2 separate regions of the Homo sapiens genome follow, and region 2 is linked to region 1. A link is an interaction called in ENCODE POLR2A ChIA-PET data of the cell type or tissue named here. Cell type or tissue: GM12878. All regions are shown on one strand. Each heading gives the region's core, and the rest is flanking DNA. Links, peaks and the distances in the headings are about the cores only.

Region 1 (5,567 bases), core at 1,507-4,006:
AGATTCAAATAATGATTCTGATGAGGACAGCAGCTACCATTTGCTGAGGACCTATTTGGTGTCTGCTTTGTCCTAGGATCCTTACAAAGATGAATTCACTTCTTCTCTGTTAGCTACTTTAGACTTGGGCAGAAGCATCCCCGTGTTACAGCTAAGAAAACTGATGCTTGAGATGCCCAAGGTTACAGAGTTAAGTGATGGAGTCTAGATGTGGCCTCATCTATTCCTAGCAATGTGGCTTTTCCATTAGCCAACAGTAATGGCTCTCAAGCTTTGTCATGCATGAGAAACACCTAAAAGCTTTGTTGAAACAGATTGTTGGGCTCCATCTTCAGAGTTCTGGTTTATTTGGTCTGGGGCAAGTCCCAAGAGTCTACATTTAACAAGTTCCCAGGTGATACTAGTGCTACTGGTATGGGAACCTCGTTTTGAAAACCACGGGACGAGGCAGACCAAATCTGGGTAATCAAGCCATCATTCCATGTAAAGTCCCAGCTCAAATGTCACTTCTGCAGAGAGGCTTCTCTTAGCCATCCAATATAAAGTAGATAGATTCTCTAAATCAGGGGTCTGTGTTTCAAATCAGGCCCCCTTCCTGTTTTTGTAAGTAAAGTTTTATTGTCACATGACCATGCCCATTTGTTCACCTATTGTCCAATGCCTGCTTTCACATTACAACATCAGAGTTGGGTATTTGCCACTGAGACTGTACAATCCATGAAGCCTATATTTACTATCTAGATCTTTACAGACAAAGCCTGTCAACTCCTTGCTCCAGATCATATCACCCTTTCTTATTGCTTTGTTAATAGACGTCGGTCTCTGAATGTGTCTTGTTATTCAGCTATTAAGTTGTCTGCATCCTTCACTAAACTGTCAGCTCCACAAAGGCAGAAGTACTTGCTTTTCTATTCACAGCTGTCCCCTAGTGCCTAGGAAAGTACTTGCCATATAGTTGGCACTCAAAAAATATTTGCTGAATGAATGTCACTATTGAGTGCCCAGGTACGTGACGCTGTCTGTACCAGTAACATGAGAGCCCCTGGAGGAAGTACAGTAAAGCCAGGGTAAGAGAGTGAGAAGAGATAAGGATAAACAGAGATTGTCGATAGGGAAACAAATCTTTGAAGCAGGGCCATGCTGCTTCCTGCAGTGGTGGGGAAACTGGAGGTGGGGAAAAGATGAATTCCTTAGTCACTAAGGTCAACCTCAGATTAGGAGAAATTTCCCATCCCTAAGAATGAAAGAGACTGTGTGACTCATGCTGTTCCCCTCCTCCAACTCACACCAAGTCTGCTTTCTTGGATCTGATTCCCTGAGTGGAGCAATGTGCATGCTCTTCACTGTGCATGAGGAAGGGGTGGAGGAGGAAAAGCCCACACGGGCACTAGAGTCAGACAAATGGCTGGTTCAAGTGCTGTCTTTGTCCCTCGCTGACTGCGGCATCTTGGTCAAGTTTCTGATCCTGTGAGCCTCAATGATTTCAATGGAGAAATAGAAGATTTTGTACCAAGGATTAAATGGGACTGTTTATTCACGCAAACCCTGTTTATTAAATGGCTAGCATGTGCCCAGCATTATTTTTGGTACTGAGCATAGAGTGGTGAATAAGACAATGTCCGTCTCTAACAGACTCACATTTTGGAAGGTAGTATGGACATAAATAAATGTAAGTAGAGTACTAGCTATGAATTTAACATATGGAAGATGTCACCTCTGTAGTCAAATGGGGGCTCTCTGTTGCCCTATGTGCACCTGGGGCAGAAACATCAAGGGGATGGATGATTAAGTGCCTCCAATTTTCCAGGGGCAAGCAAGGTAGTTGGACTGTCCTGCCTTCATGTCCAGGGATGTCTTGGCAAGCACCGAGCACTGCATGGGCTCCATTCGTGTCTCCCCAGTCTGCCAACACTCTCCCCAAATTCTTTGTGCACAAAGTTGGTACTGATTTTATTTCACTTCTGAGTTTCACTCAAATGAATACGTTAACTTCTGTAACAAATGAGATCTCTGCATAGTAGGCTTCTTCAGTAACAGCTCAAATACTGCCTCCCCAGAGACGCCGGACCTGACCCATCGGGCTAAATTAGCCAATCCCCCCAGCACCCTGCTCCACATCAATGATCTCTGAAGCTGTTTTTTTGTTTTGTTTTGTTTTGTTTTTATAGGATACATTAAGTGAGAAGCAACTTGTAAAGCACCCAGGAAAATATCTGACACATGTAAGAGTTTTCTAAATATTTACAATCCTATTCTTAACATCACTATGTTTTTTTAAAAAAAATCACAACCTGAAATTATCTTACTTATTTGTTTTCTAATTATTTGTCTTTACTCTTCACATAACTACAGTGCAGTAGAAACCTTAAGTCTCTTGTTTACTGTTTTGTCCCCAGCGCCCAGAACACTGCCTGACACATAGTAGGTATAAAATAAATATCCTTAAATAGGTGAATGAGTGAACAGAAAAAGCCCAATGGCCATTTCCTTTTCACCCAATTTTCTAGCATGCTCTCTGATTTATTCCTTGGACTCTCATGGGGAAAATCAAGTGGAATGCTGCCAAGAAGCCCATAGCCAAACCATTACAGACAGGTACTAACAAGGTTCCAACTGGCAGAGAGGCCAAATCAAGGAGCCTCTGCTGACCTGTTGATCCCCTAAGAGAGATGTGTAGAATATTCTTTGTGGGAAGACTCCCTTTGCACTCTGAGAAGCCTACAGAAAATTCCCCAAGGACTCATTCCTCCCAGGTCTGAGGACTGTGAGGCTGCAGGAGATCTCAGGCACCAAGGAAGGTGGGTGGCAGAGCTCAGTACTTCAGCAGATAATCCCAAAGCCTGCTTGGGGCATTAGAGGATTCAGAATCAAGAGGCTCCATCTGGGGCCCTGAATAACTTCCACAGGCTCCACAGAGCCAGAGAACTCCACTGGGACGAACTTGTATCTTTATAACAATCCCACAGCAGAAGGCCTGGGAAACAGAAAGGTTCCCATATTGGCAGAATTCAAAATTACCTTATGAAAACCTTTTGAGAAGGCTGAGAAGGACTCTAGGATTGCTACAAACCCTATGCTTAATCCGCCTTCTCCATCTCCACGTAACCTCCCTCTTTCCCGGAAGCCAAACGTTCCTTCTGCTCCTCTTTGAGCTGACTCAGGGCAATAGTAATTAGTTAGTCACATACTACTATTTCACAAGAAAGATGGGAAGGAAACAACTGACTTATTGAGCAACTTCTACGTGCAGACAGAGGGCCAGGAGCATTATAAGCACTCTCTCATCCATGGCCAGATCAGCCCTGTGATCTCCAGGTCTAATAGTACCGGCTCCAAAGTCAGGTTGTCTGAGATTATATCTGTCTCTGCTACTCATTAGCTGTGTGATCTTGGGCAAGTTATTTAACTCCTCTGAGCCTTGCTTTACTCACCCTACGGTGAAGACAGGAAGAGTAATTACTAAATAATGTTGGTTGAGTATTAAATGAGACAATGCATGCAAAGTGTTTAAAAGGATGGTGGGTCCATAGCAAGTGTTCAATGAGAGTTTAATTACTTTTCCATCATCATTGTCATCTTCATCAAGAGGAAACTGAGGGTCCCAGAGATTTAACAACTTTACTGTGGTCAGAAAGTAGTGGAGTAGTAGAGAGATTTGCCTGATTCCGGAAGCAAGGCTCTTCCCACTGGACCAGGCTGTTTCCTCCTCATGCCATGGCTCCCACTGGGCTCCCGAGATTCGGATGGGGACATAAATGGTGCCTGGGTTTGGATACACAGTGGGCTTCTGCCAGACCCACTGCTCCTCCCACCCTGCTCCAGACCCAGAGACTTGGAGCTGGTGGAGCTGCCTCAGGTTTGCTAAATGCAGCCGTTGGCAAGATGTCACCCTCTCTGGCCTTTTGCAACCTAAGCAAACTCTGAAGCAATTGGGATGTTCAGGGGAATCTGCTTAGAATACAAATCTTTAGGAGCAGCCGAGGGAACAGAAATAATTGATATGGAATAACCCTTTATGTCGAAAATAATGCCAAAGGCTTTTATCTCTTCAGTGTGATGCGACCTGAACATTTCTGGTTCTACAGAGGACCCCTGCCGTTGGCCTATCTCTTAACAGATGTTTGCTGGGTGCTGGCCATGTGTCAGGCACTATGCTAGGTGCTGGGAGGATTCCGAAACAAGAAAGCATGCAAGATTCCTGCCCTCCTGGGCCTTAAAGGAAAGTAGGGAAGCCAAACATTAAATAAATAATTATACCAATAAGTATCTAATTACAAGTTTTATAAGTGTTAATAACAAAAATTGCAGGGTTTGCTACAAAGCATGTAACTGAGGACCTAATCTTGTATTAGGGGCCAGCCAAAGTAGTTCTTTGAGGAGATACATTTAATCTGACACCTGATGGATGAGTAATAGTCACTAAAATAAAAGCCAAATAAAGAATTTTATACACTCCCAAAAGAGATATTTTACAGCTTTACAAGGCTCAAATCCAACTAATTCACCCCTGTCTCTGGGTAGTACTGGATGTTCTATTTTACCACTTATGAGACAATGCTTTGGAAAGCCAAAAACTAGGCAGTCACACTTGGTATCTACCCTTCATCCTTCCTGCGACAGTTTGAAGTGAGAGTTGAGTGTTCTGGATGATGAATCTAATTGCAACTTATTCTGTGCTAAAACATAGTTATGGTCAAGGTAAAATTACTAACCTTTGGAGATATTCATATTTAAGTACCCTCCATGAACACTTGGGAGCATCCAAAACATCAATGAAAAAGACATCCACTCAGGAGAAACAATCTGATGGCCTCTTCAGAGTTTCATGGAGCAGCAAGGACGAGAACTAATATAAAATCCACTTGCATCCAATGAAAGCTATCCACCCACAAGACATACCAGTTATGATCTTCCTGGAGAGTGGTGTAGCATCATGAATCTAAAACCTTAGAGAAGCTTACACATGACCACTACACCTCCAGAAATTACGCTTATGGAAAGGAGCAGGCACATGTATAAAATGCATAAGGTTAGCTGCTGCTGTCTTGTAATATAGAGGAAAGCTGCCAATAAATGCAAGTGGTCAAAACTAAACCCTCAGCTCCATGGTGCTCAATGATGGTATCTTGGCATTTGAGATGGGTCCATTCTCCTTTGCACAGGATCATCTGGTACTTTTTGGGATGCTTAGCATCTCAAGGACCCATGCATAGGCTAGTGGAGTCCCCTAGTCATTTAGACAGTAATTGCCCTCTCCCAAACATACATTTCCAAATGCCCTCTAGAGGCAGTGGTACCACTCCAGGTTAGAACCTACCAATAGAAAACTATCGAACCATTACAAAGGATAATCCAGATCGAAATATACTGATGCAGAAAAATGTTCACAATATAAGGCCTAGAAAAGACAGCTCAAGATAAGTGGAGAGCGTCATCACATTTTTGTCCAAATCAAAGCAGAAATATACTCCTACACACATAGAAACTTGAATATACAGGCTGATATGGTTTGGCTGTGTCCCCACCCAAATCTCATCCTGCATTCCCATGTGTTGTGGGAGGTACCC
Region 2 (3,911 bases), core at 1-2,500, 230 kb before region 1:
ATGCATTTAACAAAATTTACTGGTGCCTAATATATGCTAGGCATTGCCCTCCACTGAGGTAGGAAAACAGTGTCTATGATTTCATGCACCTTATATTCTGACTTAATACAATACATTGTATTAAGGAGGAGAGAGAAAAATGAAATTGTGTGAAATCAGATTGTTTCAGGTAGTGATAAATGCTAGGAATAATGTGAGAGAAAATGACTGGGGCAGACCACTTTAGGTAAGGCTAGTTAAAGAAAGCCTGTCTCTGGAGTTGATGTTTAAACTCAGTGATGAAAGAGAGCCAGCCCATTTGAAGATGTAGAGGACAAGTGCTTCACATAGAGGAAATAGCAAGTGCAGAGGTCCTTAGATGGAAGTGGTCTTGGCAGAAAGGCCAGTGAGGAGGCCTAAGGACAGTGTGCAAGGAGGAAAGGGGTCCAAGTTGAAACTGGAGAAAGTGGGTCCAGGACCAGATGACACTGGGCCCTGCAAGCCATGAGAAGAATCAGGATTGGACGGCGCAGGCAATGGGAAGTCGCTGGAGGGTTTTGGCCAGGAAGTGTTATGATCACGTGGTTGCTGTATGGAACACGGGGCAAATGTGGAACCAGGGAGACCAGTTAGTGAGCTGTTTTATACTAGTTAAGGTGAGAGCTGGATCAGGAGAGAAAGCTTAGATTAGGATTGTAGCAGCAGGGGCAGAGAAGTGTGAACAGAATTAAAATCTGCATCGGAAATATAAAGCCAGCAGGGCTTGCTGATGGACTGGGAAAGGAAGGGAGGAGGAATGACTCATGGGGTTTTTGGCTCAAGCAGCTGGATGAATTTACTTGAGCTTATGGATCAGGAGGTTGTTCTTTCAGTTTGTATATGGGCATTTATTTTTAATGAGGTGCACTGACCTGAATAAAAAGTGTTGATGTATTATATTAAGTCTTTAGGCATTTTCTAAAGATTATAGAAGAAAATAATTATTGCAGTGATGCCAAGTTGGGGGTGGGGGGTCATTTTTTCTTTTCAGTTTTTTAATGTTTCTGTAATCTAGTCATACAAGCCAGGAAACAAAAGATACTGTGTGCACTTTCCTGGGACTTCTCATGTATTCATTGGGTAATTGTGAAAATTTATTGACTAACAAAAACCACTGCCTTTCAATTTGTTTTTAATTATTAAAATAAAATACATTGTAAAAGAAATTAAACAACCAGAGGATAAGTATGCAATCAGACTGAAGAAAGCTCCTTCATCTTACTTTTCAGGGGTACAGTTTGACATGTACTCTTGGAGGGTTCCTAGAACCTGGACAAAGTAATATTTACCAATGTATTTTTTCCCCTCACATAAAAAAAAGTAGATTCAGTGTGAATTTACATTTTTAACTTAATAATCTATCTAAAATATTTTTTCATGTTAATACATATTGTTCTGCTATAATCTTTTTAAGGACTGCCTGTTATTCCACTTTATTAATGTATTTTCACTTAACCTGACTCCTGTTGATGGACACTTAGATCTTCAGTGTTGCATTACTGTATACAGTGCTCTAAGGACCGTCCTTCTTTGGGAATGTCTGTCAGTATTTTAGCATATTGATTCTCCGCATGGAACCTGGTCACAGTGCCCTCCAGGTTTGTACTACTGTGATTTGATGAACTACTTCAGCAGTTCTGATTTGGGTTGCCACAATAATAAGGCAGTGAAAATGTGAGTTTCTGGCAATATCTATCTTTATATATATATAAATTGTTTATAATGTGTATATGGATCAAAACATTACACTGTACTGTAAATATATAGAACTTTTATTTGTCATTTATACCTTAATAAAGTAGAGGAAAAAACAGTTGGAAATTTTTTTTAAAAAGGCTTAATAAAAATTAAGTAAGAAATTATTATTTAATATATATATGAATTGTTGATATTCACCAGTGTCACTCTTGACTTGCCTGCTACATGTAGAAATCATTAGCTATTATAGGATTGCCATGCTTCAGCTTTAATGGAGATATTTCGGGATATAAATCCATATTTTATTTATATTTTCTAAAAAGTACTTTTCCTGACAGTCATTTCACAAGACTAATTTGTACGATGACTAAGATAAACACACCTGCGATTTCAACCCCACTAAGCTGTGATCTTACATATGACCAGAAGAGGGAGTTTTTATCACTTCTTAATGCTGTGGTACCTACTACCTGACTGGAATAATTCCTCTGATGTATGTACTAGTCCAAGTCCATAAAACAGACTGGTTTGGGAGGGGCCCAATAGCTAAATTTAGCTATTTCCCTCATCCCACATTTTGTATGTAGAAATCCCACTCTTGAGGTTTACTTCAAAGTAATTTTATACCTTTTCATCTTGTGCATTTGAATGTTAAAAAAGAAGAACAGATAATTATTTCCATTTAAAATAAAATACAAATAGCCCCTGATCACACAATATAGAGTTCTTGGTTTGTATTCTCTTCAGGTCACAAATAAACTTTGGAATGAAATTTGTTTCGTTGCCTCTTATGCTTGATATATTTATTAAAAAGGTCGTTAGAACTTCTGTTTTGTTTTTTTGAGACAGAGTCCCACTGTCTCGCTCAGGATGGAGTACAGTGGTGCAATCTCAGCTCACTGCAGCCTCCATCTCCCAGGTTCAAGTGATTCTCGTGCCTCAGCCTCCCGAGTAACTGGGACTACAGGCATGCACCACCACACCCAGCTAATTTGTGCATTTTTAGTAGAGACAGAATTTCGCCATGTTGGCCAGGCTGGTCTTGAACTCCTGACCTCAAGTCATCTGCCTGCCTCAGCCTCCCAAAGTGCTGGGATTATAGGCGTGAACCACCATGCCTGGCCTACAACTTCTAATACTGAAGATTTGTAGTGAGCTTTAGAGAGTTAAGATGTTATTTTGCCAAAGTGGCTAATAGGCCTTTTTCTGGGTGATTCAACTGTGGTCTGTTGTGCTACTTGAGTCTCAGTCTGCTTAGCCAAACAAATTAAGAGAGTGACAATAATCAAGATACACTTGTTTGATGTAATACCAGAATTTTGTATTTCTTTTTTTTTTTTTTTTTTCTTCTTCAAGACAGATTCTCACTCTCTTGCCCAGGCTAGAGTGCAGTGGCGTGATCTTGGCTCACTGTAACCCCCACCTCCCGGGCTCAAGCAATCCTTCCACCTCAGCCCTTCCAGTACCTGGGACTACAGGCACACGCCACCACACCTAGCTAATTTTTGTATTTTTTGTAGAGGCAGGGTTTCACCATGTTGCCCAGGCTGGTCTCAAACTCCTGGGCTGAAGCAATCCACCTGCCTCTGCCTCCTGAAGTGCTGGGATTACAGGTGTGAACCACCACACTCGGCCAGAATTTTGTATTTAATTTTTCTTAGCTACCTTCACAGTGCATTTTTGTAACACAAATTTTTTAGACCTGTTTCTTTATAGATTTTTTGATTGGCATATGAATATATGAAATATATACACCTATAACGTATTTTTATATAAATACACAAATGTAATCATCTCAACTATTTTCAGTGCAGCCTTTTTCTTATTTCATTGGCTCTTTCAACTTACCTGCCTTCTCTAACTGTAGCAGTCCATGCTACGCTATAAATCATACATGCTGCATTCTTAGTATGTAACTTAATATGCATCCTTGTATATTTTTCTCATGCTTCTAACTCTATCCAGGCACATAGAATCACGTATTTTATTAGTAGGGGCTTTTGGTGATAGTTTTACAAAAAAGTGGATCCTATTATGCACACTTCTGCTCCTTTTCTACTCAACAATACCTCATGTAAATCCATTCACAGCCCTGGATAACACTAATCCCCTCTTTTTAATGGTTGCATACTGCTCTAAAGTGTGGCTGTGCTGTAGCTTCCTCTGCCAGGCCCTCTATGGACATTCATTTTGTT

Evidence for each region. Peaks named below come from ENCODE experiments on the same cell type or tissue, not always from the same donor. Only the 100,000 strongest peaks of a DNase experiment are listed, where the experiment ranks them.
Region 2: POLR2A ChIA-PET joins it to region 1 with 12 read pairs; 2 of 35 experiments call an interaction of 5 or more read pairs at or near these places.

The regions. Positions count from the first base shown.
Region 1 is chr3:64,188,126-64,193,692 of GRCh38, forward strand. All of the region lies in intron 2 of PRICKLE2 (prickle planar cell polarity protein 2), which reads right to left. PRICKLE2-AS3 (PRICKLE2 antisense RNA 3) reads left to right here. Exons shown (of 4, transcript NR_046702.1): 2 at 2,169-2,222. Among named protein-coding and RNA genes, the nearest start is that of PRICKLE2-AS3, 3.4 kb to the left of the region's middle. In GM12878, for the core only: no CTCF peak of the experiment used is centred there; no DNase peak of the experiment used is centred there.
Region 2 is chr3:63,959,865-63,963,775 of GRCh38, forward strand. The region is part of intron 5 of ATXN7 (ataxin 7); the gene reads left to right. Among named protein-coding and RNA genes, the nearest start is that of PSMD6-AS2, 42 kb to the right of the region's middle. RefSeq lists an enhancer at 549-1,048. In GM12878, for the core only: a CTCF peak has its summit at 2,144 (motif pointing right); no DNase peak of the experiment used is centred there; H3K27ac peaks cover 667 bases.